3 separate regions of the Homo sapiens genome follow, and all the other regions are linked to region 3. The links are chromatin loops, found by intact Hi-C in ENCODE. Cell type or tissue: Caco-2. All regions are shown on one strand. Each heading gives the region's core, and the rest is flanking DNA. Links, peaks and the distances in the headings are about the cores only. Region 1 has its middle 21 kb from the start of SNORD3P3. Region 2 has its middle 28 kb from the start of LINC02329. Region 3 overlaps FLRT2-AS1 (FLRT2 antisense RNA 1).

Evidence for each region. Peaks named below come from ENCODE experiments on the same cell type or tissue, not always from the same donor. Only the 100,000 strongest peaks of a DNase experiment are listed, where the experiment ranks them.
Region 1: a loop joins it to region 3, with 5 times the contacts of the local background. A loop is called at or near these places in 4 of 110 quality-filtered maps.
Region 2: a loop joins it to region 3, with 4 times the contacts of the local background. A loop is called at or near these places in 4 of 110 quality-filtered maps.

Annotation. Positions count from the first base shown.
Region 1 is chr14:85,245,752-85,256,545 of GRCh38, reverse strand. No RefSeq gene overlaps it. Among named protein-coding and RNA genes, the nearest start is that of SNORD3P3, 21 kb to the left of the region's middle. In Caco-2, for the core only: no CTCF peak of the experiment used is centred there; DNase peaks (open chromatin) are centred at 5,945, 7,045 and 7,505.
Region 2 is chr14:85,353,813-85,364,606 of GRCh38, reverse strand. No RefSeq gene overlaps it. Among named protein-coding and RNA genes, the nearest start is that of LINC02329, 28 kb to the left of the region's middle. In Caco-2, for the core only: no CTCF peak of the experiment used is centred there; a DNase peak (open chromatin) is centred at 6,276.
Region 3 is chr14:85,515,179-85,525,972 of GRCh38, reverse strand. It overlaps FLRT2-AS1 (FLRT2 antisense RNA 1), which reads left to right. Exons shown (of 2, transcript NR_184170.1): 2 at 466-927. Among named protein-coding and RNA genes, the nearest start is that of FLRT2, 9.6 kb to the left of the region's middle. In Caco-2, for the core only: no CTCF peak of the experiment used is centred there; no DNase peak of the experiment used is centred there.

The DNA.
Region 1 (10,794 bases), core at 1,157-9,156, 270 kb after region 3:
GTTCTAGGCACTAAGGAAATAATGAATGAAGTAGTCCAATTTTCTATCCTGATAGAATTTATGTCACCAGGGATTGTTCTTATTTTTCTTGTGTTGAAATTATAGACCCCAAGAAATTTACAACTAAAAGGGATGCTATGGACATCCATTCAAAGCCCTTCAGTCACTGTACAGGTAAGTACAGTGAGACTCCAGAAGGTGACATATTACCCAGGGTCCTGCTGCTGTTTAGTAGCAGGTATTGTAGTGGAATAGCATCCAGGGCTTTAGCGCTTAGTTTTAATTTCCTAGGGCTGCCATAACAAAATACAATCGAGTGGCTTAAAACAACAGAAATTTATTCTCTCACTGTTACAGAGACTACAAGCGCAAAATCAAGGAGTCAGCCAGGTTGGTTCCTTATGGGGGCTCTCAGGGAGAATCTGTTCCATGCCTCTCCTGGCTTCTGGTGGTTGCTGCTGTCCTTGGTGTTTCTTGGCTTGCAGCTGCGTCGCTACTTTACCTCTGTTGTCATTCCCGCAGTGTGCCTCCATGTCCCTGTGTCTACACATGGCCTTTTCATAAGAACACCAGGCATTGGATTTAGGCCCCACCTTAATTTAGTGTGACTTCGTTTTAGCCTGATTACACCTGCAAAGACATCACTAACCCTCCCAGGCGGGCCCTCCACAGCCCCTTAACATGTTTTTTTGGAGGACACACTTCATCCCACAACATGTTGTACTTAGTCTTGTGCTCTTTATATACCAGGCTGCTTCTAGCCTTGAAGGAGTACCTGCTATTGTGAATTTTTGTTGTTGTTGTTGTTGTTTGTTTTTATTGAGACAGAGTCTCACTCTGTTGCCAAGGCTGGAGTGCAGTGGCACAATCTTAGCTCACTGTAACTTCCACCTCCCGAGTACAAGCGATTCTCCCGCCTAACCCTCCAAGTAGCTGGGATTACAGGCGTGTGCCACCATGTCCGGCTAATTTTTATATTTTTAGTAGAAACGAAGTTTCACCATGTTGGCCAGAGTGGTCTCGAACTCCTGATCTCAGACGATCCACCTGCCTTGGCCTCCCAATATTTTGAAATTTTTATTGTTCACATTAGAAAGAAACTTTGGAGTTCAAGAAAACAATATGGATTTCAAAAATCACTTTTAGTCTCACTTTAAAAACACATAAAGTTGCATATGACTTTGAGCAGTTTATGTACCATGTTTGGAAAGAAGACAAGTAAAATAATAGTGTATTTCTACCATATTGCATTTTTCTTAATTACATACCTAACCCCAATCTGCCCAGTTTTTCAAAGAAATACAATTTTCAAACAAAAAAGAAAAAAGTCATAATGCTAATTAAGATGAGTGCTTTTCACTTCTAGTACCCCAGGGGAAACCAGTCTTGATTGCCACTTTCCTGGGGCTTCCTCACAACTATAAATTCTAGGTAGGCTTACTTCCTGTCCTGGAAAGATAGAACTCACTCTTGAGATCCTAGCTCATTTGTAAGGTATTTCCAGAACAGAGAAAAAGTTGTGCCAAGTGTTGCAAATCATATATGATCTGTGACAAGAGACCCTCAAATGATTTCATTTACAAGGACATAAAACATACTGTAATTTGAGCCATAGTCCTTCCAGAAAGGGATCAGTGCACTGTTCATTCTGTTATGCAATGTAGCCTATGCACAACCTTCTAAAGTTTTTTTCTGGTTGCATTTGCCAAGTCTTTTAATGGTTTTTTCTCTTTCTTTTTGGCTTTAAAAAATGTTTAATCAGGATGACACAACTGAATATAATATTATCTTCCAAATGCCATGGAAAATAAGCATTAAATGTTTCTATCATAATTTAATTTACCATAAATTAAGCAAAAAAATCAAAAAGAGTTCATGTCAATTAAAGAAAGGCCTAAAGGAATTATCAAGACACTGTGGATTAAAAATCTGATTTTCCTAGGGGGAATAAAACAAGATTTTAATAAAACAAGATGGATGTGTTAAAATAAGACTATTTTATTGAATGGTTGAATCAATTTTCTGGAAAAAATTCAAATACCATATCAGATTATGCCTTGCTTTGTATTTTCTCAGACTCCAAGCCATTGTTCTAGCTGCTGGAGAGATTGCCATATCTGTGTGATCTCTGATCACCTTCACAAAAGCACACTCTAATAGTACAGTTACCTCTTGCCTCCCATCTAGGAGTCCTTGTGAAAAGGTAACCAACTAGTCTTAGCTTTCCCAGGAATTTCCTGCTTTTAGCATTGGGAAGTCTCTTAACCCAGGGTTAAGACTGATGATGTCAGCATCTCATGATGCTAATAAAGACACACGTAACCCCTCAGTCGCAGGCACACCAGAACATTTGGTCATTTTTCTGTGGACCTTTAGGCATGAGCCCCCATGGGATCGAGTTTAATGCCCATGCATATGCAACTTGTAATCGCGCGCGCGTGTGTGTGTGGGTGTGTGTGTGTGTGCGCGCGTTGTGGGGGACGGTGGTGTTAAACTTCTATGGGGTATATTTTTGTCCAGTGAATGTTAGGAGCTAATGAATACATTCTTCCTCCTATCTTCCCCGGTGCTGACTGCTCTGATACGCAGTTCTTGTGATTTCTCACAGGATGGTTTCATAGAATCAAGCAATTAATTGCATTTAGGAGAAGCCACCTGATATTGGCTTTTCTTCCTTACTTACTATTGTGGACTGAAAGTTTATGTCTCCCCAAAATGCATATAACCCCCTATGTAATAGTACTGGACATGGACCTTTGGGAAGTGATTAGGTCATGAGGGTAAAGCCCTTGTGAATAAGATTGATGCCATTATAAAAGAGGCCAGAGAGAGCTCTCACGCCCTCTCTGTCATGTGACAAGATGGCCCTCTGTGAACGAGGAAGTGGGTCCTCATTAGACACTGAATCTGCCAATGTCTTGATCATGGACTTCCCAGCTTCCAGAACTGTGGGAAATAAATGTTTGTTGTTTAATCCACCCAATTATGCTACTTTTGTTACAGCAACTTGAATGGACTGACACCTCCTTTGCAGTCTTTCCCATCCCCCCTATTCCCTTGGCTTTTATTCCAGAATGAAGCCCTTGCTTCAGGGTTCACTTTTTGTGAACACAGACTACAGAAGTTGACACGCGGAAGTGAACCTGGAAATAAACCTTCAGGATCAGATGTTGGGATGGGATTACTCATGGCAATAATGATCTCACTGCTGGCATAAATGGGATTTCTATGACCCCTAGCATGCAATTAGCATCACAATTTCCCAGGCATTTATTCATGGTTAGTTGGGGTATACTGCAGGAGGAAGGTAAGACATTGGACTATGCAGCAGCAGTAGTACTTGGAATATATGGGATATTAATAATTATAAGAATTGTGGAGCAAGTTAATCATTATTAACTACACTGAAAGTCTTGGTAAAAGCATCAGGTTCGGAACGGTCAGTTGTCAAGTCATGATATGCTTTGAAAGCCAATATTCCCCTGTATTGCCTGTTCTCATGATGCTAATAAAGACATACCGGAGACTAAGTAACTTATAAAAGAAAGAGGTTTAATGGAATCACAGTTCCACATGACTGGGGAGGCCTCACAATCATGGAAGCAGGCAAAGGAGAATCAAAGGCACAACTTACACAGTGGCAGACAAGAGAGCTTGTGCAGGAGAACTCCCATTTATAAAGCCATCAGATCTTGTAAGACTTATTCACTACCATGAGAACAGTATGGGGGAAACTGCCCCCATGATTCAATTATCTCCACCTGGCCCTGCCCTTGACATGTGGGGATTATTACAATTCAAGGCGAGATTTGGGTGGGGAAACAGCCAAATCACGTTATCCCCCATGCTTTGTAGAACATTTTTTATTCCCTGCAATTACTGAGCATATTATGCTAAAAATCAAGACCAGGTTCTAATTATAAGAGTGGCAGAGTTGCAAAAGAACAAATGCCCATTCTGAACAGATCTCCTTTGCCAAAGTCAGGAATTATGAAAAGAGTGAATCTCTGAGCCCCAGGATAGGGTATTTGAGTGGTTGATGCTGAGAATCTTGAATCCTAAATTTCCTCCAATCCTCTGGGCTGGTAGAATCAGCTCCTTCTTCTTGAGAAACCTCCCCTTGTTTTGAGACTTCCCTTGAAGCAGGTGACTTGTAGGATTAGTGGAGGACAACTCCACTAATGGAGGATAGAATTTGGTAGAGAAATTACCCAGCCTCCACAGCCTCTGATAAAATTATTCTGAGGCATGTCCTATATTATTTCTCAGAGCATGCCCAATGGGATTCAGCCCCAGCTGCCCACAGTGATAACTCATTCATAACTCATTCATAAAGGAAGAATTTATTGGCACTTCTCCCTTCTCTGACTCACACCAGTTCATTACTTGGTGTTTACTATTGGAGCAATCCAAACTAAGACACATCAAGGTAGAAAATCTATCATCCCTTCTTTGGGACAATGCAAATGAATTAATGGGGGTGGGGGGCGGTTAGGAGGAAATTTCCTTGACCTGATTTGGTACCCAGAAAAGCAGGGGGAAATAAATTTGCCAAAGAGTCATAAGACACTATGGTTTCAGGAAGCATCTCTTGATGAGGCAAAGTAGAAGAAAGAGACTCTATTGTAAGTAGTTCTCCAGCTATCTGATTAGCTGAGATAAACCTTCTATAGCAATCCCTATAGATGTATGGTTTGCCTAACTTCTGATCCATAATAGTAGGTCCTCTGACAATGATAATGGTCATTAATATTTACTTAGCAATTTGATTTGTGCCAAAAACTATGGATTGCTCTCTGTGCATTATTTTGTATAGTCACCGCAAAAACCCCGTGAGCTGGATTCAATTAAAATCCTGGTTTCAGAAATGAGGAAGCTCAACCTTAAAGAATTTAATTAAGTCTTGAAGACTCCCCTGGAAAAAGTTAGGTGAGAGTAAAATAGTGTGAGAAGATTCACTTTCAATAATTAGCCATTTAATTTATCTTCAGGGTCCAAAGGAAATAGGTATTTTTTAACCCTATGCTTGTTGTAGATGAGGAAACAAGCCTGGAAAGTCTTAGTAAATTGCCAAGAATCATGCACTGGAGAGTACATTGAAGAAACCAGAACTATGGCATTCATGACCATCATCTACCCATTGCCCCATGCTACTGATCTGCAAAAGCAGTCTCTGCTATTCTACCTGATCAGGAGGCCAATCTTAGTATTAAATTTTTACTGTCTCTGTCAATATATGCACATGACAAACAATGCAAACTACAAAATGGTATAGAATGTAATTCCCACCTCATGCTTTTCTTAGAGGCCAAAACAGTTTACTTATGTTGGATCCTTCCAGAAAATTTCCATATACATATCTATCTGTCTATCTATCTATCTATCTATCTATCTATCTATCTATCTATCTACGTACCTACCTACCTTTCTGTCTCTCTCTTGACTCGTGCCTTATTTGCACATCTTTTTCCTTTGAAACTAACAATGTTAGAGATCATCTGTTACCAGCAGCTGTGGAGCCCTTGTCTGTCTACTTAATGACCTCATCATTCTTCACTCTATGGACGTGTTATAATTTAATTAACCAGTCTCCTACTGATGGTCATTTCAGCTTTCCTAGTCATTTGCTACTACAAATAATGCTGCAGTTAACAGCCCAACATATATTTTTGAGCACGTGCATGAGCATATCAGTAGGATAATTTCCTGGGAAGTAATGTCAGAGGATCAAAGGGTATTTCCATTTTTTTCTATTAATTAATCAGTAGATCTATTAAGCATACTAATTCCCAGGGAACATTTCTGTGACTAATAGGTTGTGACAGCATTTCCTTCTTCAAAGAGGACAGAGGGCATTTTCAGGTGACAGCGGTCTTGGGAGTGTTTGCAGATAAGCACTGCTGCTGCTGGGGATGATTACTCTGTGGCCTGGTTCAGTTCCTGTTCTTCCCCTGCTCATTGTTTCTTTGCAAGCTCCCCCTGTGCTGTCCCAGGTGCAGGAGGCCATCATGTAAACAGACATTCCAAATACCAGAGCGTCGCCATGGGGTGTAGGGGACCACTGCCAAAGATGAGATTAGTTCAGGAACTGGACACATTCTTGCTGAAGAGAAACGCATGAGCTTAAATCCATAACTTAGTATGAGGTTAAAAATTCAAGTATCTGATTTGTACAGAAAGACGGAATCTGTTAAGCAGGCTAGGAGAATGTGATCAGCCTAGACATCTTTTAATTTAAAAAAATAAAACATTTTGGAAAATCTCAATTGATTTCTTAATTTCTTGTATTGTTTAAAATGAATTATAAGGAACAAATGAATATATTTAAGGAGTTTTGACACCAAGAAATAATACAGGGCTTTGACTTTATTTACAGGGCAAGAATCAGTGAACTTGGCACGCTTTATTTCTTTATCTCTCTGTTTTTTTTTCTTTTTTTTTTTTTTTAATAAATGTCCACTTATTTGGTTCTCACGTAACTTTACAAGGTACTTACTGTGATTAATCTCATTATACAGTCTAGGAATGTGGCTCTTATTATACGAATATACGAATAGTAAGTAAAAGAGCCCAATTAGAGAGCTGCACTCTTTTTTTTTTTTTTTTTTTTTTTTTTTTTTTTTGAGATGGAGTCTCCCTCTTGTCGCCCAGGCTGCAGTGCCGTGGCACAATCTCGGCTCACTGCAACATCTGTCTCCTGGGTTTCAAGCAATTCTCCTGCCTCAGCCTCCTGAGTAGTTGTGATTACAGGCACGCATCGCCACACCCAGCTAATTTTTGTATTTTTAGTAGAGACGGGGTTTCACCATGATGGTCGGGCTGGTCTCAAACTCCTGACCTCGTGATCCACCCACCTCAGCCTCCCAAAGTGCTGGAATTACAGACATGAGCCATCGCGCCCAGCCAATTTCTTTTCCTCTCTGAAACCCAGTGCCCTAATGTGTGTCAAATGCCCAGACTCCTTTACTAGCCCATCTCTTTCAGTTTTGACCCTTGCCATGGCTGCAGGTGAAACCATTTCCAGGAATGTGCCACTCCACCTTTCCTCCCCTGGGGCCGCCTTTGTAAGCTCTCCAAAAATGCAAAGTGAAGACTTCTTTCAAGACTTGTAAAACCCTCCTGTGACCTTCTCTTTTTCAATTACTAGCTATGAGTATCTCAGGCTATTGCACAACCGTCCCAGAGGCTGTCAGATGGTCCGCTTCCAAGTCCAATAATGAGCTGTCCATTTAGTAAGCTTAATTGTTCTTTTAAAATAAAGTTTTCTTAATTTCTTGTATTGGGTTTGAGTCTTTTTTGTTGCTATTGCTGCTGCTTTCTCTTCTTTAAATGCAGGCTCATTTGACTTCTCAGCTGCTCATGAATACATCTCTGCAAGGATCACAGGTTTGCTGGGCAGCAGGGCAGGTGCTATGCAAGTTTCTCCCACACTGTGCTTCCAGTGTACCTCCAACATTCCTGCCTCTTCAACTGTCCGCACAATTCTGCCAAAGTGTCTACAGGCTGATATGTAGCCCCAGGCAGGTACTGCCAGTTTTAAAGCAGCTTAGGAATTCACAGGAACCTCTCTGACATAGATAAAGCTGTATTTCCTTCTAGGGGTCTGGATGATTTGAACTTGGCAGAAACATCTGCACCCTGACATGTCTCTGTTAGAATTCCAACCCTCAGTAGACAGGCAGTTATAAAAAGATTTAAATTGAATACCAGAGAAGGGCTATTATAATACCAAAGCATGCCCGTATAGAGCTTACCATTTAGATACGTTCATTTATGCATCAACTTAGTCATTCGATAAATATTTCCTATATATTCCCCAAGCTATATGTCAGGCAGTCAAGATACAGAAGGACTTCTACTCTTCATCACTTAGTGGACCTAACCCGGAACTTAAAAATAAATCTACTCCTTAAACTTCATTGCAGGAAATTTGTCTATAAACTCTGAAAACAGACTAACAACAACAATAAAGGTGAGTATAAATATTAAATTACATTTGGCATATGTCATCTTAGTCTCAAAATAGTTTTGCAAACTTGTAATTTGGAAGACATGAGTCATGCATGCATTAACATAGCTTGTATTGTCTTAAAATTATTCCAGATTGGTTCCACATTATGGCAGTAAACAAGTCACCTCAAATGTCTGTAGTTATTGCTGTAATTGATCAACTTGTCAAAGCAGAAAGTGAAAGAACTCAGACTTATTGAGCTACTCTTAAGTTACTTCTGCAGTTGGTGACTGAGCTACCTGCTGAGTGGATAGGGACCTGACAGGTGGAATTGTGCAGACAGTAGCTATGGGACATTGGGTTTCCTTCTTTGAAAACTATCAGGTCCAGAAGTCACATATAACTCCAACTTCCAAGTTTTTCAATGATACTTCTTCACAAGTGAGATCACTGTTTCTAAATAAAATAAAAGAATGGACTGGATAAAGAAAATGTGGCACCTATACACCATGGAATACTACGCAGCCATAAAAAAGGATCAGTTCATGTCCTTTGTGGGGACATGGATGATGCTAGAAACCATCATTCTCAGCAAACTAACACAAAAACAGAAAACGAAACACTGCATGTTCTCACTTATAAGTGGGAGTTGAACAATGAGAACACATGGACAACAGGAAGGGGAACATCACATACTGGGCCTGTTGTGGGGTGAGGGACTAGGGGAGGGATAGCATTAGGAGAAATACCTAATGTAGATGATGGGTTGATGGGTGCAGCAAACCACTATGGCATGTGTATACCTATGTAACAAACCTGCACATTCTGCACATGTATCCCAGAACTTAAAGTATTAAAAAAAAAAAGAATGGTAAAACAAAATGGAAACAAACAAACAAAACCCAATTATTTTGCCTGTGCCCTCAAGGGAAAAGAAAACAGAAAAAGAAAAGAGAAATGCATCCCTGTAACAGTCATTTTCTTGAAATCCCTTTTTCACCCCTTATTTTCAATGTACCGTCTGGCACTCCAGCCTACCCTGGATGTGAAAGGGAGAGTGAATGCAGCTTCTAATAAAACAAATTACCAGAAGTAGTTGAGAAAAACACGGAGCTTCAAGACATAAATGAACAAAAACTAGATACTTGTCTTGCCCTTACCCTTAAAATTTACAACCTGTTGGATAATACTCCGATGATTTGGGGCCTGCTAATTATTTTTTCTAGAATCAAGCAGGCATTTTTCATGGGAGACCTGCTGTTAGCCAATCAGGGTGAGCGATCCAGGCTGCTTTGATGTAACATAAGTTGGAGAGTAGCAGGTGGCCTTCCCTGCTGTTTATAGTGCAGTTTGGGGAGTTCTGTCAGATGTAGCAGCTCCTCTTTCTGCATGGAATTTGTGTAAATCACAAAAGAACAGATGGAAAAATAGTCACAGACCCTGTTCACCTCTTAGAAGCAGCTCAGAAACCTCCATACTCCACCTACCCTGTTTCAAAAAACCAACTTTAGTGGGTTGATCACGCAACTCCCACAAGGTAATCATTTTGTATACAAAACATCATGATTCAGACAAAACAAAAGCAGCAAATCGTTTAAATGATCACAGCTGTTACTTATGTGCATTTTGTCATTACATTCCAGATTTAGGTTAAGTAAACAGAAGAATTAGAAATTATCTCTCAGCTACCAGATCTAAATATCTTGTAGAAATTATTGCTGATGTCAGATGATGCCAGTGGTGTAGTATGTCTATTTGTCATTGTTTTTTTAAATACAACTATAAAATTCCCTGTCAATATTTTTTCCTGAAAACACTAAATCAGTTTCTAAGGATTGATCTATGTAATTTCATATTGGAAATCACCAAAGAAAACTCCCCCCCAAAATTAATTGATGGAAAAATAATAAAGAACGTATTTCTAAACAAGGCATGATAAAATCAAAGGCACCAAGTTATAAGACAGAGTAAGGTATGATGTGAACTCTATCTCCACATTTTTAGCATGTGATTTGTAAGACGAGGTGTTGAAAGAGGTGAAGCTATAAGTTAGTAAGGTCTTGACATGGAGCATCTTAAAGGTCTCATGAAAAAACATGATCTTTGACCTGGATATGATCAAAGTTGACTACTGAAGGTTGGCTTTATTTATAACGTTAAAATATGTTCAATTAATATGTTAAAAATATATAAATCTGTCTAAAGACTTAGAGGAAACAGAAGTTGCCCATTAGACAGAAACTGTGATTCAGAAATGACACGATTTCTATTTTCTTAGGGATTTATTCAGTGTGTAAAAATGTTCTTATGGGAAATCCTTGTTGTTTAATAATGAATTTATAAAACGGAGACAACAAAGTATTGAGCACAACAGAATGGTGAAGCTTAGTTTGAGCAGAAGTCAATATCCTTGCAAAACTGTTCTAGGAATCCCATTTTACATGAGTTACAAGAAAGCAGCAAGCACATAGGAATTGTCTACAGAGCTCCATAAATAAATTCTCTATCAATCATGCCCAGGAAAGCAGTGTATTAGACCAGCAGTTCCAAAGGAGGGACAACTTATCCCTCCATGGGACACCTGGCAATGTCTGGAGACATTTGTGTTGTCACAACTGGTTGACTGGATGGGAGGAGTGCTATTGATGTCTGGTGAGTAAAGGTCAAGGATGCTGCTAAACACGGGATAGCCCTCAACAACAAATAATTATCTGGCCCTAAATGTCAATACTTTGGAGGATAAGAACCCTGTTTAAGACATTTCAGGCATTTAATCGTATGTTCCATTTTCAACAGAAAGAAACTGCAAAGTTTTGTCGTGTCTACTCATGGAAATTTGGACA
Region 2 (10,794 bases), core at 1,572-9,571, 160 kb after region 3:
AATAAAGTTTTGAGGGAGTCAAAAGATACAGGTAGATTTTCAACTATGTGGAGGAGGGTTGGCGCCCCTAACCCCCAAGTTGTTCAAGAGTCAATTATAGATTAGAACCTTCTGCACAGGGAAGCAAAGAAATGATCTAACATTGCAGGGCCAGAATTCAGGCCAAAAAGACCCAATTGTACCCGACTGTTTTGTCTGCCCCTGTGTTCAAGTCTTTAAATGTCTTTTAAGGTAATTTTAGAATTAATATTTAAAGGGAGATTGATGGCTCAACTTACTAATTTTTAAAACACAACTTTCCATACATTTTTAGTTAGAAGGAAATAGCTAGGCTTGGACAGAAATAAGAAATTTCAAGCCCCTCTATAAATGTTTTTCTTTTCTGTCTCATCATCCCCTGCAACAAATCAAGAAAATGCTTTCTAATAAAAACTCATTTTGCCTGTGTTAAACATGCTCTGAATTCATTTGATTTGGCTACTAATTTCACAAATTTTCTTTTTTAAAAAAAATTTATTCAGAATGACAAAGAGAGAAAAAATAAAACTTTCTGGGAAAGAAGGAATAAGAAGCTGGATTGGCAGAAAGATCAATGTGGTTTTCCCTAGAGCTTCCTGGGCAGAGCACAGAAAAGGCTGGTAAGTGGCTTTGTTTGCCAGGGAGAGATTCTGTTGTGTCTTCACAATGCTATCACAACTGCGAACTCTGGAGATTTCTTTTCCACATACTCAAATAACTAGTTTGACAAAATTTCCCACCCAATTGTCTTTTGTTAAAGCATTGTAAAGATACAACTTGAAGCACCTTTGAGACCATTAGTTTTTGATCTATTGCTTTTGTCCAAACAATTGCAAACAATTTAACTAAAGGCCTAATGTATTCCTTTTGTCCCTTGAGACTTTCCAGTTTCCATTTCGATGCCACAGTCTTCTACAGGCTTCTTTCTTCCCCTTCCAACTGCCACCTTCCCCCACAAAAAAAGCCTCTCTTGAGATTCAGACACGGCTCTGTGTCAGCCACATGAATTCTTTTATATCCCACTTCATATTGTTGTTGATTTCCTCAGTTTTCCAAGTGCAAAAGATCTGAGTGGTGAAATCTAACTTCCATGACTGCTATATCCAAACCAACTGTCTTAATAGTTTGGAAAGTATTGTCAGATTAGTATGTGTAAGCAAATTTGAGACAATTATGGTCATGCTAAACTTTATAGTTTTAAGGAGTCTGCCAGTATATTTTAGCTACATAGGAAAGACCATAATTTTAACTTTCTAAATCATGCTTGACATATTATTTAAATTTGCCATAAAGGGATTAAATCTTATCCATGCCCAGCATTACTTTTTTCAAATGTTAAGTTATCAGAAATTAATATGCTGCACATATGTATGTGTTGTCAAGCAGAGTAGCATTTTTCCTAGCTACTGAACCTGGAAAAGGAGTTTTCCTAAAACACACATTTGCCTTTCCCACTAGTCCCCTTATTAGCAGGCAAATAATCAATGTCTGTCATTGTAATACTATTTTGACAGTTAATAAAAGAACTGGTAGCCTCATTCAAGGTTTTTATTTTAGTGTGCCTTCTAGATTTCTCTATTTATCCCTCTTTCCTTTGTGCTCCCTTTGTGCTTTGGACATAATCCATCCTGGCATTTCTACTTTAATGATATGTTTATGGGTCTCTATACTCCTTAAATGGTGAACTTTTCTAAAGCTTGGGTCATGTTTATTAATCTTTCGACTTTCAATGCCTAGGGCTATACCTGGCAACCAGCAGGTAATTAATTCCCAAATGTACGCATGTCTGGCAAAATGCGTTGGTCAAAGTATTGTATGACATTTTCCAATCCTTGGAGCCAGGTGTTAGAATTTGGTCTTTTATTTGGTTACTTCATATCTTTGCCTTTGGGATCAGAGAGGTAAATAGGAGAAGAGAGTGTATTTCTGTAATAGAAAAGGGGCTCAGCAGTTGCCATGTTGCCATTGAAGAGGCTGGGATCACCCTAGCTTTATTAACTGTCTGTGCAGATGGGAAGTCCTTCAAATCTTGATTCTCTCCACTGCAGGTTGCCTATGGAGAACTACAAATTGAAGAGTTTCTTAATCAGTCCACTGTTCACTTGATTCCCAGACACAGACAACATGAGTTTAATTATCCGGAGACATTTCAAAGGATGTTGATGTTTCATGATGGGAAAACGGCTACTTCTACAAAGAATTGATCTTTCTGAATAGAAAGAAGGTCATTCCTGTGAGCACTGTATATTTTGCCAACAGAATTAGACTGGTCAGTTAAGAAGTATGCCTTAATTATTAAGAGCATAGGATCAGGCAGTCTGAGCTCTGAGTTCAAAATCCTAACCTTACCCTTACCAACCAAGTGCCTATTGGGTACAGAATCATAACACTTCGGTAAAATGATTCCCGTGAACACAAAATATACGGTACTCTCATGAGCACCATATATTTTTCCAACAGAATTAGACTGGTCAGTTAGGAATTAGACTGTTTTAATTGTTAAGAGTACAGGATCAGGAAGTCTGAGTTCTGAGTTCAAAATCCTAACCTTGCTTTTACCAACCAAGTGCCCATTGAGTACAGAATCATAACAATTGGATGAAATGATTAGCATGACAGTGCCTAGATGATATGGTGTTGTATATATTCAATATGATGTAATTTTCCAATATCCATTGAATGTGTACCATGTGGATACAAGGAGAACAAGAAGATGAAGTCTTTCTCATTGGGAAGCTCACATCTTAGTGACCCTCCAGAATTAATATATCTAAAGACTAAGGACAGTACCAAACACAAAGTAATTGCTATCTATGCTGTTATTCATGCAAATGATTAAATCAGTGCACCCCCTCCCAATCATGGATTGCTCTAATATTACATATCACTCTTATATTATACCTTCCTCCAGACAGTAAATGGAAATCTGCACTCCTAGAGTTTTGTGTTGTTATTCTTAATGATGATATGGCAAGAGACTGCAAACATCCTGATTTGCAAGGCTAGGGAGCTTGGAAATGCCAGGAAATATGGGAAAAATCAAACCCCATTCTTTCAACTCACTGGCGATTTTTTCCTGGCTACACTGTCTTCATTTAATCTACATTTCCCTACCAGCAGGTGCTCACCAACTACCATTGGTGAAGGCACCAGTGAGTTTCTGGTAAGGATCTGAGTTGTTCCTGACCACAGATTGGAGGAACCATGTGGGAAAAGGTGTAGCATTGCATTCTCTTGGAACACAGACTTTCGTCATTTGGCAAAGAGATTCATCTTGCATTTTTTAGTATGATGGCAAGCAATACATGATGGCAAGCAATACTTAACTTCATAACCTTGATTCATATCCTTCCCCCTAATGCTCCTAACAGGACAACTGAAATTTATATTGCCTGATTGAAAAGAGGCTTTATTTGACCCAGACACAAAGTTAGCTTTCCAATACTTCCCTAGCTTCCAAGCCATAAAAAATTAAATGCCTGGAATGTGTACCTTACAAGATAAAATAAATGAGATAACTTTTTACTGGTAAACAATCAATAGCCTATTAAAATAAAACTAGCATACAATTCTCTGATTTTTGTAGAGGGACATTTTATTTTGGTCCTGTAAGTTTCCCTAGTAGAGCTGGAATAATTGTAGAATAGATTTTGGAAGTAGTATGTTCAGGCATAAAATAATGCAATATGCAATAACTCAAGTTGATAAACAGGTTAATTGCAATGATGCTTGGCACGTAGATCTTTTTCTGCTAAGACTTTGAAAGTTAGAAAAACTCATAATATTTATGTTTGTCATTTGAAGAATTTAAGGGGTTATTAATATTCAGAAACATGTACTAATTTCCTTTGAAGGGAGATAACTTACTGGCTGTAAAATAAATATTGGCCTTGGAACTGGACAAACTGAGCTTAAATCCTGGCTCCTTCACTTATTTGCTATGTGACTTTAGATAAATGATTTAATCTTGATTTTTTAAATCTGAAAAATAGGGTTAATGATACCTGATGCTTTAGTAGTACAATGAGGTATTCCACAAAGATAGTGGAAAACAGGGAAATTAGGTTGCATGTAACTACTATCTTAGGAGCTTTAACAAAATAATAAAATACCTGGGTTCTCAACCCCAGAATTCTGATATAATTAGACTTGAATGAGGTTGAGGCACAGTATTTTTGTCAAAATCCAGACAGACATGGTCCCTATCTCTCATGAATTGCACAATACAGTAGAAGTTACTGACGTTATAGGTGAAGAACTAAATTGAATATGAGTTTTAGAGCCAGGAAGATCTGTGATATTTTGCTAGCTGTGTGGCCTTGGGCAATAACTTAATTTTCCTGAGTCTCAGTTTCCCCATGTATAAACACTAACGTTAATGCATTTGTATCTCTTAGTATAGTGATTTAGGACTGCCACATAGTAGGTGCGTCCTAAATATCATTATTCATTATAATTTCACAAGTATTATTGGTAATATTTTACCTCAAAAAGATACTATGACTGATCGTTTAGGTCTACAAGTATCTAATTGCTCAGTTGTAATATTTCACTTTAAAGTGAATAAGGTCTCCAAAAGGTTAAAAAAAAAATCACAGTTCTATCTTATTAGTGTTGAAATGGGGGCAGTTACAGCCTCTTTTCCATGCCACTTCACTAGTACTAGTACTGTCAATACATTTCTTCATAAAATATATCCATCAGACATGGAATATTAGGTATTCAGAGTTGATCTGTACTTTCATATACATATTGATTTAAACAACATAATTTTGTGATTTTGTTTTCAATTTCCATCTTGCATGTTTTAGAATTTCATCTTCTATCTTGGTATATGGAACAATGTGTCAATAAACATCAGTGAGCATAAAGGAAGGATGACTCAACAAATTCTTGCATCCAGTTCAATTTCAATTCAGGTTCTATTTCATTTCAACCTAATACATATAAACCTAGATTTCCCTTATAGACTCCTAGCTCTTAATTAAAATCACTATCACATTGCCTAGAGGAAAAGTCTGCTTTTCTATGTTTTTCTCCTTTTACATAGAGTTTCAGAACATTTAGATTACAGTTTTTGACCTAATAATTTAACCTTATATAAGCAGAGGGTGATTTTCACAATATCAAATCTGGTACCTATCATTTTGGCAGTCTTCAATTGCAAATGAAGTTTCCCAGAATATTATGAAAGAAAGACGTTGGCCTGTAGAACACTCCTGATTTATAGTACAAGACCTTGGTTTTAAAATAATCTTGTGAGACAATTTGGCATAATCCTTATTTTTTTCTCTTGATTTCAGGACTTAATGTAGCTAAAATAAACACTTTAATTTGAGCAATTAATTATAAATTAGGGACCTGTCCATTCTGTATGAAGGCATAATTAAGGGTATAATTCCTGAGTTCTTTTCTTCATTTTGGCTTCTTTGATTTTGGCCCAAATTGGAACACAAGTACAAATGCTAAAAGAAGTTCTTTCACCATGAAAATACAGGATATCATTATAAAATATGAAACCTGTTCCCAAAGTTATACACAAAACTCAGAATTGTGATTCACAGTCAAGGGAGCTACAAAACAGATCCCTATCCCTTTTACAAAAGAAGTCAGATTCAGCTGACCTTAATTTCATGACAGTAAAAGCTGAGATTCACCAGGTAACAGTTGCTCTATCATTTTAACAAAAAGTCTCTGAAACTCTTTCTATCATCCCAGAGTCCTACTTTTCATTTTCTTCCTAGATGAAAATTTCTCCTAAATAGTCTGGATTCCTCATGGATGCTTCCTTGAATACTGGGTGCATCTTGCAATTCCACTATCCTGCCCAATCCCATCAAATATAGAATGAACTCAGCACTCTCTACCATCTGGTCCTAACTCATTAATTCAGTCTAAGCTTTTCACCCATGCAATTTTTCCACTTGAGACAGGCTGAGCTATTCATAATGTCCTAAATGTAGTTCATGCATTCATATCCTGTGCCTTCAGGTACACTATGAAATAACAAGAAATATACACATTAGTCTTTGTCCCAATTTCCTGGCACAGAGTTCCTAAAACTCTGGTAATTTCCTGAGCAATAGGGTACTAGAGAACCTTTTGTCTTGGTCTCTGTTTTGGTCTCTGTTTTAGTTTCTGAGATAGAGCTCCTAATACCATTGTACATAAAGGTGCATTTGGTCTTTGACCCTGTTCCTGACACAAAGCCCGTAAATCCCTTGGAATTTCCAGAGTGATAGGAGCATCTTTTGTCCCAGTGAAGCAACTCTTGATGGGCTCCTGGATTGCCTCAGGATGGGGGCTGGGTCAGGAGAATCAACCATATGATTAGAGGGTTTAAAATTTTAGTTCCACTCCTGACCTCCTGGTAGGGTAGAGCTGAAGGTTCACTTGTTCAACCAATGGCCAATGGTGTAATAAATCATTTATGTAATAAAGCTTTCATAAAACTCCAAAAAGTCTGGGTTCAGAGAACCACTAGATTACTGACCATGTGGAGGTTTCTGGAGAGTGATCTGCCTGGAGAAGGCATGGAAGCTTTGCCCTCATTCTCCCATACCTCACCCTATACATCTCTTCCATATTGCTGCTCATCTGTATCCTTGAAATATTCTTTTAGTAAGCCAGTAAATGTAAGTAAAATGTTGCCCTGAGTTCTGTGAGCCACTCTAGCCAATTAATTGAACCCAAGAAGGGGGTCATGGGAACCCCTATTTATTGCCAGTCAGTCAGAAGCATAGGCCACAACCTGTGCTTACAACTGGCATCTGAATGGGGGCAGTCTTATGGGACTGAGCCCTCAACCTGTGGTATCTGATTCTATCTCTAGGTAGATAGTGTCAGAACTGAATTTTGTTAGAGGACTACCAGTTGGTGTTACTGGAGAATCTGCATCATTGGGAGAAACCTCACACATTTTGGTGACCTGAGGTGAAGTATTCAGTATTGTGTTGAGTGTGAAAGCAAAATGACCTTTCCTTTTCCTATCTCAACATATGCTCTCCTCTCAGTTTGGAAAGACCTTCCTTCTTTTCTCTTCCTAAGAAGTCTCATGTGAACATTAGATCTTCCACGCAGACTTTTCTGACCACGAACTACTGTAACTTTACTTGTCCTTTTTAATTAGTCTTTACTATTTTGGTTCCCATCAGTTACATCAAAAAGTACGTGAGAGCAGATCTAGTAATACTTTTTCTTCTCACTAAAACACAAACACTTCGTTTTTTAAACAAATATTTAATGAGCACTTATGAAGTACAAAGTACTCCTGTAGACATTTGGAACATATCATAGAACAAAGTGTGCCTGTTTACAAAGACAAACTTTTTAAATAGTTTTCTGAATCTTAGAAGCATGATAGGTTTAGCTAAGATCTAATAGGCAAGTAATTACGATGGAACCCAATGAACTCAATTCATTATTGATGAGCCTTGCTGATTTGGCTTATTATCAGAAAGTTCTGGAAGGAAAGGGAAAATAAAACTTAACAGTTATTGAGCAATAGAACAACATTTACATTGCTATTTTCATTTGCTATTCACAAGAAATCTTGAAAGATATGTAGTCCCTTACAGGGGATGTTTCAGTAAAGTGAAAAAGATAAATGTATCAGAGGATAGTTGGCCTAAAAGGAGTCTTTGTCTCTATTAGAGTACTTTCTCATAAATAAATAAATAATATCCATGTCTTCTGAAGCCAGCTCTAGCCATCTGGAATACCTGGTAAGAGGAATGGGTTTTAATCCAAATGATACTCTAAAATCATCCCTTTTATCAGTCGAACATTTATATCCTGTTTTCCAACAACAGTTCTCCAATACCAACTGGAAGTCTTACAATTCAATTCTAACACTAACTACCCAGAATTAGAATGCATCCCACAGGTTAAGGGCTCAGTCCCACAACATTGCCCTCACTTCAGATGCCAGCCACAAATAGTGTCCTCAAGCTATGCATACTTCTGTCTGCTTGACTATAAATTGATGGGTTCCCATAACTCTTCCTTAGGTTTGATAATTTACTAGAATGACTCACAGAATTCAGGAAAGTAGAAAAGCATGATGCTTACAAGTACGTTTTTATTATAAAGAAAACAACTCAGGAACTGCCAAATGGAAGAAATACACAGAACAAGGTATGAGATGGAGAGGTGAGGAGCCTCCATACCCGTCTCTTGGCAGATCACCTTCTCAGCACATTGATGTGTTCACCAACCTTGAAGCTTCCCATATCGCTTTGTTTAAATGTGCTTGTCGAAATTTTATTTTGTAGGCATGATTGATTAAATCATTGGCCATTGGTGATTGAATTCAATCTCTAACCTCTTTCCTCCTCTGTCTCAGTCCATTTATGTTGTTATAAAGGAATACCTGGAGCTGGGTAATTTATAAAGGAAAGAGGTTTATTTTTCTCATGGGTGTTTAGGCTGTACAAGAAGCATGATACCAGCATCTGTTTCTTGTGAGGACCTCAGGCTTCTTCTACTCGTGGCAAAAAGCAATTGAGAGCCTGTGTGTGCAGAGATCACATGGTGAGAGAGGAAGAAAGAGAGAGATGGGGGAGGTGCCAGGCTCTTTTCAACAACTAGCTCTCATGGGAATGAATAGAGTGAGACTCATTCATTCCAGTGAGAATGGCACCAAGCCTTTCATGAGGGATCCCACCTCCATGACGCAGTACTTCCCATTAGGTCCCACCTCTAACACTGGAGATCAAATTTCAACATGATGTTCGGTAGGTCAAATATCCAAACTATTGAATCCTCTCAAGTTCAGGGGTGGATCTGAAAGTTCCAATCCTTTAACCAGGTTGTTGCTTTCTCTGGCAACCAGACCCCATCCCAAAGCTGCCTAGGGGGTTGCCAGGAGTCATCTCAATAGTATAAACCCAGGTATGGTCAAAGGTGTTCGTTATGAATAAAAATAAACACTCCTGTCAATCAGAATATCCCAAGGTTTTAGGAGCTCTTTGCCAGAAGCCAAGGACAAAGACCAAATATACATATTTTTATTACGCTACAATTGGAAATGCCCAAGGAGCTTATAAACCAATGCCTAGGCCCCTCTGCCTAAGGTTCTAATTTCAGTGGTCTGAAGTAGAGCCCCATCATGGGCACTTTATAAAGGATCTTCAGTTGATTCTAACGTACAGCCAGGGTTGACAGCAATTCTTTAAATAAGAGAATGGTGTGAGTCAGGTGAGGCGTGTTCAATATTTGAAAGCAAATTTACAATTTCTTTGAACTATAGTTCTTGCACTATGCTAGCTGCTGAGGAGCCAACAGTGAGCAAGCCAGGCATGTTCCTTTCCTTATGCAGCTTATAGTCCAGTAGGAAAGATGGAAATTACATACATATGTCAGGCATAATGAAGCTGAGAAGGTCAGGTAGAGATTACTATGATAGCATATAGCAATGAACCCTTTGTTGGAAATTGCTCTTCAGTAAGAGGACCATGACACAGTGGCATCAGTATTACCTAGGAGTTGCTAAAGTTACAGAATAAGAGGCCCCACCCCAGACCCACTAAATTGAATAGCATTTTACCAACATCCTCAGGAGAATCCTGCGCATAATCAAGTTTGAGAAGTGCAGCTCTTGGCAACTCCCCAGAAAGAACCGCTTATGAACTCCTCAATGATATCCCAGAGGCAGCTCTTCTTCTTGTCCTTCAGGGAAATAATTGTACAAATATTCCTATATCCCATAAAGTACCCCAAGAACTTCTCAGTAAAATGATTTTTTGCTTAAACTAGTAAGATTCACATTCTATTGCCTCCAAGAAAGTTACCATATCTAATAAAGTTTCTATTTCCAAAATGCTAGAAAAAAAGATAAAACCCAAATTATATCTCATGTTTTCAATTCAGCATTTGATATTTCCAGCATTTTATACATAATCTGACATATTGTTCCTTCTCTTCATAATTTAACACATATGTAGTTTCAAGCCAATTAGTTTTGAATGATGTCAAGAATTTGGTGCTTTTGGTTGGCTTAATGATTTCCGTCCTTTTCTCAATTGTATATATTTAGTTTGTGAGAACTGTGTTCATTATCTATTATTGCATAATAAAATGCCGTAAATGTAACAGTTTAAGACAACAATAAGCACTTACCATCTCACAGTTTTTGTGGGCTAAGAATTAGGAGTGGCTTAGCTGGGTTATTTTTACTCAGTGTATTTTATGACGCCATGATCAAGATGGTGGCTGGGAAGCTGCTGTCATTTGAAGGCTTGCCTGGGGATGGAGGGTCTAATTCCAATAAGGCTCACACCAGTGACTGACATGTTGATGCTGGCTGTTGGCAGAAATTCTTAATTACTCACCACATGGACTTCTTCATAGGTATACTTGAATTTCCCCATGCCATGAGAACTGACTTCCCTTAGAGAAACTGCTTTCTGTGTGAGTCCATTTGCATTGCTATAAAGGAATACCAAAGGCTGGTAATCTATTTTTAAAAAGAGGTTTATTTGGCTTACAGTTCTGCAGGCTTTATACAAAGCATAGTGTCAGCATCTGCTTCTGGTGAGGCCTTAGGAAGCTTACAGTCATGGTAGAAGATGAAGGGGAACCAGTATGTCACATGGCAAGAGTGGGAGAGACAGGGAGAAGGTGCTGGGCTCTTTTCAACAACTAGATCTCACATTCACTCAGAGTGAGAAATCATTCATTACTGCAAGGACAGCACCAAGCCATTCATGAAGGATCCAGCCCTGTGACCCAAACACCTCCCAACTAGGGCCACCTCCACCATTGGAGGTTACATTT
Region 3 (10,794 bases), core at 1,071-9,070:
TACCTTCTGATTTTGAAACACTACTCTACAGTAAATGGCTCATCCATTTATCCAACACACATCTGTAGAAAACACAAAACATGTAGCAGGCCCTTGATGAATAGATTCAGTCCCTATCTGTCAAACCTCAAAGTCTAGAGGAGACCCATAGAAAAATAATTATCCTCTCTTTAGGGAAATATAACAATTTAGATATATACAAAGTACTTTTGTGCCCTGAAACAGGTTCTCTCTAGAGAAAAGACCTCATTCAAATGATGATGAGGCTCTTTTCACAATGTACTGATTTTACCAGGGACTTCGTAGCATTATTTTATATCCAGCCTTCTGCATACAGCAGCCCCAGCTACTGGAGTCCCCAGTCTCGAGGAAAGTCCTTTGGGCCAAGAATTGGAAAATCAGCATGGAAGTAATTGCTTGAATATCCATTTCCTCAAGCCGTGGTTTCTTTGCCTTTCTGTGCAGGTTACAAGATGATTATGCGTGAACAAAAACAGAAGGTACATACTGGCAGGAAACAAAAGCACGTTAAACCATGGAGATTTCCTCTTACATAAACCTGCCATTTGTTAAGCAGTTGCTGTCTGTTCCACAGGGAAGCTGGCAAAAACTTGATACAAACATTCTCCAACTGCACTGGGAGGAATAAGTGAAGGTAACACCTTTTTAAGAAGGGCATACAAAGAGATAAAAGATCTACCTAGGGACTTACTCAAACCTAGATGCTACCATTGTACAAAATGTTACCAAGTCTACCTATATCTAACTATAGTTCTGATAAAGAGGGAAGTGATGTTTTAATTTGGGAAAACACACTTAATCAAACATGTAAATGAGATTCTGAATTAAAATTCATATGTATTTTCTCTCACTATCTATCAACGTGCTAGAAAAATAAAATTGCCTTCTTTGGAAGGACAGGGGCAATTTTCAAGAGTGCTTATTCAAAGAAAAAAATGAATATTTGCACTCAAACTTTATGCAGTTAGAAGAAGGTCTGAGCTTGGTCTTGGAAGATCTTACTTCATGTCTCCATCTTACCAGGGAAATCACGTAACTGCTCTGAGCCTCAGCATCCCTTCTATCAAATAAAAAAAGTATAATAAAGATCATCTTTCAGGGTAGGTATGAAAAGATCAAGTAAAGTGAGGTGTTTCAAAACTCAAAATAAAAATAAGCTGTCATTATTTATATAATTAATGTGTTTATATAATATATAAATATATATAATGTATATATGTATATAATTTATATAATTAAATAATATAAATTATATAAACATAATTTATATAATTAATGTGAACACAATTTAGTGTGAGATATATTTTAGTCCATCTAACCTTCAGCCACTTCATGGAGTTTTAATTGCATTGGTACTTCCTGCTTTGCTGGTACCCTTGTTCCATATAACCTCTGAGAGCTTCAAAGGTGTAGAGCTGCTTAATTCCTGCACAGTTAACTCTGCAGTGCTTTCAGGTGTCACCATTTGCTACCCTAGAAATAAACTTGACCTACCCTAGAAATAAACTTCCTCAAACCAGGGAATTCTGAGCTTGCCTTTTCACTACATGTATTATTTTAAAATTCATATAATTGCTTAGCCAATTTTCTTTCACCCTTCTTTTTCTTAGCTAAGAGAGGTAACTGTAAAGTTTTTCAAGTGAGTCTTTTATTTTGCTTTTTAATTTTGTTCTTGAATTATTTTAGTGCTTCAGTTTTCTGGATTTAGTCATCTCATTTACTTACACGGTTGGAACACTTGGATTTTATGTTTCCTTTTTCTCTACATAAAACATCTTTGAAAAATAAAATTAACACTAAAACTTGATAAGAAAGTTAAAGAAACAGTTCCTCACAAATAGTGCCTGTTTCTCTGTCCTCTGTCTTACCTTTGAAAGTTTCCCTTAGTACAATATTTTATAAATAGGCTGGGCAATCACTTACCGTGAATACAAGTGAGTTTATTAGTATTAGATTTTTGCTTTTTATTAATCATATAGGGAAAGGAGTTAAATTCTTCCTAAACACGGAAGAGCTAGTCTGGACCAACTGCCTGTTTTGTAGGTTGACAAAGGCCTAGGGGCTCTTTTCTATGATAAAGAGCTTGATTTTGAAAGTCCTTCTCATTTTCCTTGGTATTTTGAAGAGATGTCTCTGTCTAGTCAATCCCAAGCACAATATCAAACCACAGAAAGGTCAGCATTGTTCCGTTTTTGAATTATTTATTTATTTTTCCCTCTAGTGATTCTGCTGAATTTTCATGTTTATATACTGGAATTCCTTCTTCCTTTTCCTTTAATGCCTTATAAATAATACAGTGTTAGATTATTTTTAAGTTCAGCAGATAAAAGAACATGGATTGTAGATCAAGGTTGATAGAAAGTCAAGCAGTAGGCATTAAAATGCCTCTATTTGTAGAGCCTTTATCCCTTAGAGCATTCCTAAATGAATTATTTTATCTGAAGGCCTGCCACCCACACCCTCCATGACATGCTATTATGAGTTAAGTGTCAACTCCTTATCCAAGGTCACAGTGAGGTAGCTAGTAGTGAATGCTAGGTCTTGAGAAACCTGTCCAGAGTTGAGCCCAGTGACCTACTGTGCATCTTATTCTCTCATCAGCAAGAAAATTTGTTCTTGTCATTATGGATAAAACCAAAAGTACTTTCAAAACTTTTTAAATATCTCTGAACTAAAAGCCAGATCCCATAAAGTGACAATGTCTTCTTCATAGGTCTGTCTTAAGCATGAGGCTTTAAAAATTATAAAAGTAAGCCTATAATAGCTAAAGGGGCCTCAGCATCATTAAAGAAATGCAAACCAAAACCACAATGAGATACCACTCCTACCCATTAGAAAGGATATAATAAGAAAAACAATAACCAAGACTTGGCAAGAAAATAGAGAAATTGGGCCCCTCAATCGCTCCTGATGGGAATGTCAAATAGTGCAGCTATTTTGGAAAAAAGTTTGACATGATGGTTTCTTTAAAAGTTAAAACATAAATTTACCGTATAACCCAGCAATTCCACTCTTAGGTGTCTACTCAAGAGAAATGAAAATATGTTCACACAAATAGTTTCACATGAATGTTCTTAGTAGCATTATTCATAATAGTCAAAAATTGGAAACTACCTAAATGTCCTTCAACTGGTGGATAGATAAACAAAATGTGACATATCCTTTGATGGAATACTATTTGGCAAAAAAAAACAAACAAACTCTGGATACATGCTGTAACATGGAAGGACCTCAAAAACATTATGTTGGATGAAAGAAGATGTACACAAAAGACCACATACTGTATGATTTAATTTATATAAATCTACAGAAAACTCAAAGCTATGGAGACAGGAGGCAGATTATTGATTGCCTGAGGAGTGGGATTTGGGGGAGAGAAGAGAGAATAAGGATTAACAGTAAATACTCATGTGGGATCATAAGACTGTGATGAAAAGGTTCTAAAATTGATTCATGATGATGGATGCATAACGTAGTAAACTTACTAAGAAGAGGCTGGGCACGATGGCTCACTTCTGTAATCCCAGCACTTTGGGAGGCCTAGGTAGGTGGATCACCTGAGGTCAGGAGTTCGAGACCAGCCTGGCCTACATGGTGAAACCCCATCCTACTAAAAATACAAAAATTAGCCGGGCATGGTGGCACGCATCTGTAATCCCAGCTACTCGGCAGGAGAATCACTTGAACCCGCGAGGTGGAAGCTACAGTGAGCCGAGATTGTGCCACTGCACTCCAGCCTAGGTGACAGAGTGAGACTCCATCAAAAAAAAAAAAAATACTAAAAAGATGTATGGAGAGCTATACACACAAAAAGAACAAATTATATGCTATGCAAACTATATCTAAATAAAAGTGTTTTTTAAAAAGCTAGGAAGGAAGAGGTCACTACCTATATCTTGGTCAAATTCTTGTTAGATCCTCATACATCATCAATAAATAGGACTTGAATTATCTTAAGAGGATAAATAAAGAATATGAAATGTATCAGAAATAGTAAACAAATATACAAGTCTAAAGAATTTTTCCTGTAGTTCCCTAACTTTTCAAAACAGCAGGTAATTTCCAATCTAATTAAATACACTTTTTGATCTGTAACATTTAGATATAAAATAAGCAAAATACAAAGTGACATATCTCTTTCACTCTATTTTCTTTTTAAAAAAAGTTAACATTTTTTAAAAGTTTATGAATCACCAAGAGTAAACAAATTTTCTGTATTTGTATTAAGTTCTCTGCTCACTAGGCTCTTCTGCCAGAAGATTCTTCTATTTTTACAACCTGTGGTATGTTTGTTTACTATGGCCCAAGTTAACATGATTGTTTATTAATAAAAAATCTATCTTTCACAATATAGTTAAGAAGTATTTTAACATATTCAATAACAGTTTAATTCCTTCAGATATTCATCAGTCATGTGTTTTTTACTCTGTCCAGTTAGGGCAATATAAATACCATTTTGTGAGGATGTCAAATTTTTCTTTTTTCTGGCAAAACAAGAAAGCATAAGACAGATGGGTTAAGAAGAAAGTCAGACACAGTATCAGTTGCCAAAGGGGGGAAAACAAGTAAAGACAACATCTTGTCCATCAAGGAACTCAGATAAAGGCTCTTTCTTCTCTCAAATGATGACAGCTCCAGAGCTGTGAGCAACGAGAAAATAAATAAGCACAACCACCAAAAGTGTTTCTCCCTGGTTTCCACTGTAATATCTGGAATAGACAAACATGTCATTTTACTGGGAAGATTACCTGAAAAAAAGTAACCAAAATAGAAAAGGAAGAAAGAAGAAAACTGAATAGGGTCTATTACATCTGGGTAGACGGTTATCATGCTTTTCTAGATGCAGCTGATGAAAACATCCAGGAAGAATAATCCACATCCCTTTCAACAATATAAAGGGATCCAAAGCACCGATGTGTGATTCTGACACGAGAAGCTTCAGGACAACTGACATAGTTGCTCTCAGTTGAAAACGGACACTAGTTGGTACTCTGAGTTTATTTTTCTCAAATGGAAGTTTGCTCACAAGATGTGGTAAGATTGAGTTTGTATGCTCTTAAATGGCCTTTTTACAGGCAGGAAGATCTTGTTTGTCAGGCCTCAGGAAACTGTTGATAGAATGAAGGAGGTTAAAATTGTTACTGGATCTACTAAACCTGTGAGCCATCCATCACCCATTTACGACGGTATCCCGAATGGAAGAGAGATGAGGGTGAGCACATTTAATGAGGTGTGAGCTTTGAATGGACAGAAAAACACAATTCTGAAGGTTTTGAGATCAACTTCTTGAATTAACACAATGGAAGATATTTTATTGTGGCTATAAATTATCTTTTAAAAATTCTTTACATTACTTAGACTTTAGGAAAAGAATAGAAAGTAGATTCGAAAATACTAAGAAAATTTGCTAATTGCCCAGGTTCTTTTCCTAATTTTTATAGGGTGTGTTTAAGCATAATAGCATGTTGCAGTCTATTTGGAATAGAATCAGGCTGAGTTTTGGTATCAAATATGTTTCAAACTAGCTGGGTATTTAGGAAAGTCACTTAATCTTCTTATGCCCCAGATGTCTCATCTGTCACAGGTGATAATAATTTCTGGCAAACATGCTTTACATCATTTTGTAAGTATAGCATAAAATGATAAATGTAAAAACATTTAAGGGAAAAGCATTTCCCAAAGCAAAGGTGCCATTCTTATTAAAAAATGAGAACGTCTCCTCTTTAACCCCTAAGTTTACTTGAGAATAAAAGCCAAGGTAACTCCTTTAGGAAATGATTAGGTTCTGGTTTACATTTCTTATGTTATGGGGTGATAAAGGCTGATCTTTAGACATGACAAGTACAAAGTCCTATGCTTGTGCTGGAGTTTGAAGAGTCTCATTAATCATGCTCCATTGTGTTACAGGTTCTGTAAACATTGCAAAAGCATAAAGTACAGCCCTTCTCTTAGTGACATCTTTCCAGCCTAACTCCAGGAAGCCTTTGAGATTTCTTTAAATGACTGGATTTCATTTCAGTCATTAGTTAACCTTGCCTAGTGGGTGACTATGAATCCCACCAGGCAGAAGTAAGGGGATATGTATTCAAACAGTTCAAACATGGTTTGTCCCCTTCACATAACCATTAAGAACAGTAGGAGGGCTTTCCTTTCTTGGGGTAAGTCAAGTTGTTTATGTGAATCAGATAATCCACATGTATTTGCCTTTAGAAACCAATGCTATAAAGTTATAGTTAGAAAAGAATGCTGACAATTCTTTCCATGGATATTTTAAGATTAAAAGGCAAATGTTATTTCTAAGGGATTCATAAATTCTATTGGCAAAGTCTTTTATGTAGGAAGAGGCTACTTTGAGACAAGCAAGAAGCCAGACCACCTTTGGGACTATGGTCAGAGTACACTCTTTATTCACTAGGACTCATTTACATAAGGTTCCTTTTTATATTTTGGTTACACCTAGCTTTCCAAACCCTCTAAAATTCTTTCATTTGTGAAAGTTTTATTATTTATTTTCTGATATTCTATTCATATTTTCCTTCCTAGAAATGTTCTAAAGCACATCTATTAGTTGGAGTGTACTTTCATTTTGCAGTTATACAAGCAAAGATTCCAACAGGATTAATGCTAACAAGACCATTTAAATAATTGTGTGGGTGAAATTTGTACAGAACATATAAAAGTATATTTCAATATAATTAATTTTACAATATTTTTGAAGAAGACTATATTCAGTCCCAATTTCCAAGTTGTTTTGGGAGGGCCAGATACTCTAAGCTGAATTAAAACATTAATTTCCTAGCTGCTTTTCTTGCCTGTGAACCCCCCCCCATTCATTTTACTCCAGGTAAATGTAAATGGTTACAGTGGTTAGGGATTGGTCTAATGAGGCAAATGGAGTTAATGTGATAGGCAAGCTATCTTCCTTCCATTTAGGTAACATAGAAAACTTCAGGCCAGGCATGGTGGGTCATACCTGTAAACCCAGCACTTTGGGAGCCTGAGGTGGGTGGATCACCTGAGGTCAGGAGTTCGAGACCAGCCTGAACAATATGGTGAAACCCTGTCTCTACTAAAAATACAAAAATTAGTGGACGTGGTGGTGCGCACCTGTAATCCCAGCTACTCCAGAGGCTGAGGCAGGAGAATCGCTTGAACCCGGGAGGCAGAGGTTTCAGTGAGCCGAGATCGCACCACTGTACTGCAGCCTGGGCGACAGAGCGAGATGCTGTCTCAAGGAAAAAAAAAAAAGAAAGAAAACTTCATATGTCTTACAGGATGATACTCATACATATGGAAAAGGCATACAGCTGTATCTGAGACAATTCATTACCAACTACGGATAAACTAGTTAAGATATAGGATATGCTGACAACGGGTCACCATCTGTAAAACGTGTTTATGGAAAATAAAACATGTATTTCCTATGCCTATACCTGCAACCTTCTTCTGATTCAGCAGCAACCCTAATGTCTCTTCTTCTACCTTCTAGAAGTTTACCACTTTCATGCTACTACTTTTAACATATTTCAAAACAGTGAGATTCAAACTATGCAATTATAGAAGAAGAAGAATTAATCAAAATGGATATCTAAATAATTGAATGGGTAAGTTAGAATCATTAATAACAAGAAAATGTGGATGTGGAGACATCCACATGCTTATAATGATGGACAAAGCAGTGTGAAATACAGCTATGGAATTGTTTCCTCTTCCTTGTATATCATAATCTATAAATGTCTAGTTATTACATCATTATCTCTCATAGCTATAGCATCACTTTCTCAGATTTCCTTAATGTCCCAACAAAAATTCATGTTCATTCTACCACTCCTGGGCCTTGTGTACTTCTCCTTAACAGTTGTTTTCTTTGCACTTTTCCAGATTAAACTTCATCTTGATATTATAGATTTTTTCTTTTTTTTCTTTAGTATATGAATGGTATCTGCATTTTATTACTTATGTTATTAAATATTTCTGAAACCCTACTATGTGTCAGGTGCTGTATTTGATCCCGTTAAATGTGGCAGCAAGGGTGCTAGCTCTGCAGCAGATTATTGCAGAGTATTCAGACAAATAAGTCAAATTACAGTGCAATTCTAGCAAGGACTAGATTAGCGGAAACATAACGTTCTATATAAGGGCATAGAAGAGGCACCTAACATATTCTTTTGGAGCCAGGAGCTTTTTCTGGTATGGCATGGAATACTGCAGAAACTGATTTAATGTCATTCACACTTTGCATGAAATGTCCACGTGGAGAAAGGGGATAAAAGAAGAGTCAGAGGTAGAAATAGGCTCTGCAGGTTGAATTTAGAAGGGTGAGCTTTATATTGAGGGAAATAAGGAGGATTGAGGGTTTTTAAACCGGAGGGTAAATTTGTAATTTTGTTACTTAACTCTGTCATAGACAATATGTAAACAAATGAGTGTGTTCCAATAAAACTTTATTTACAAAACAAGGTGGGTGGCTGGAACTGACCCACAGGTCAGAGTTTGCAAAACCTGGAAAGCTGCTGATAAGGTAAATTGAAAGGTTTTGGTCACCTGCTAGAAGTAAGGGAGACAGAAGTGGTAAGTTTCTGGCTTAGTCAATGTGAAGCAGATAATTACCAATGAATAATTCTAAGGCATGTGTGTTAATATACCATGTAGAATGTTATAGAAAAAGTCAATGACGCAATCATAGAAGTTATTATAATTTGGAGTATATCTTGAAATGCCCCACACAAACACAAAGTTAGAGTAAGCATTGTAGTATGAGAGTGTGAGCTAGCCATTCTATCATTTAAAAAATTATGATGTAACTTTACACCTATAAAATGTATAGGCATTTTTAACACAGTAGCTAGTATTTGTTTAAACACTAAGTTCTAAAAATAAGAGGTGCTAGATACAAGCAAAGTATTACAACGCAGTAACATGTAATATTTTGAAATGCTTAACAAAGAGTCATACATAAGCTGCAGAGACAGGGGAAATATGGAAACATTTAAAGAAAGGATGTGACTCACAGGAAGAGAGCCAATCTGAAAATTCAGAGAACACAGGGAGGAGACCAAGGAGAAATCCAGAGTGAAATGAAATAACGGTTTGGGGAGCAGATGGTGCAATATCTCATTCTTAAAAGGTAAGATGAGTGAGGAATCTGCCTTTTCTCCTTTGAAAGTCACATACCTTCTAGTTTCTATTCCATTTCTTTCTTCTTCTTTTTTTTTTTTAGCACTGGTTTCATCTGTAATTTATCTTTATCCACAATTGGATTTCTTCCAGTTTCCCAGATAATATCACTGCTTTCGCCTTGATGACCTGGTGTTCTTATGCTATTTTTTCTCATTCGTTCCATCTCCATTTTTGCTTCCATCCTTCATTTTCTGCAGATGAACATGAAGTCAGTGAGGTTGTGCCATAATGTGCCAAATGTGATGTTAAAATGTTTTGGCAACTCCTAATTACTGGGTTCTGCAAGACATTTGGGAGATATTATACTCTTACAAGGAAAGGAAATTTCTTTGCTCCTCCTTTTTGGCACGCCTCTCTTGTGGGCCATCAGAGTCCATCAAATGGAGAAGATGCAGCTTTTAAATTCCTGGCAAATATAACTTGGAACTTCAAGCTTCATTGGATTCAAGCATCCAAAATCTGGAGATTCTGCCCATATCCCCACTCCCTGCCACTCTACCAGTTCCTATTCTCTGAAACTTTGGTGTCAATATCTTCAGTGTCTGCAAACTTTTGGCATGGAAACCACTACCAAACGATGCAACATTTCCTTCTCATGTAGATGGAGTCACATCCATGTGCCTTAGATCTCCAGAACCCCTCCAGGAACTGTCTAAACGCCCCTATTTTAAAGAGAGGACACTGATACAAATGTCATAACCCAATGACAGCAGGGTCATTGCCATCTTGCGTTCTTAATTTCAACATGACAAGCCCTGAGTATGTCCAGATGTGTGAGAATAAGGTTTCATTTCGTGTGCTCAGAAAATAACGTGGAGGCATACAGTTGAAGGCTATTTATTTGGAGTGTGTGTGTATGTGTGTGTGTATGTGTGTGTAGTGATGTGTGCGTGTGTGTGTGTATATATATATATATGTAGTGATTTACATTTTCAGAGGGATCCATTGTCCAGAGAGCAAAATGCATGCTTTCTCTGTGTTCCAAAAGGCAGAACCTAGGGTTCACTACTTTTTAAAAATTGTTTTATCAGCTTTAAAAGATCCTGTTAGTTATACTGTCTGTCATGTAGACACGACTACACAGGTCTAACAACATATCCTTGAGTTTTTTCTTTAATGATGGGGTTCATTTTAATGAAACACGGCATGCATACATACACACACAAAGGAAAGGAAAAGTGCCTGCTTATTACCAAGTATATTGTTAGAATAAAGCTGGGTCTATCCAGGTTCAAGTCCAAATGTCCCTGTAGATGTTTCATCTTATTCAAAGTATAAGGAATAATCCCATCTATTGCATCTGAAATATAACTGTAAAGATTATCAGATGCTTGCTTCAAAAATTATGAAGATTCACATATAACATTGTTTTATTGTCTTAAGTTATACAAATATACACCTACTTTGACTTAGTAATGAGGGTTAATATGGCTTCATTCTTATTTGATTTTCTCATAGCTAAGTGTTTGTATAGAGCAGACAAATTACCATATCTTTTTATTAGGTTCATTAAAACCACCGAAAGGTGATATTTACAATTAGTTGAAAAAACGTATTGCTTTGGCTGAAACAAATCCAGAGTAAGTGATCAAG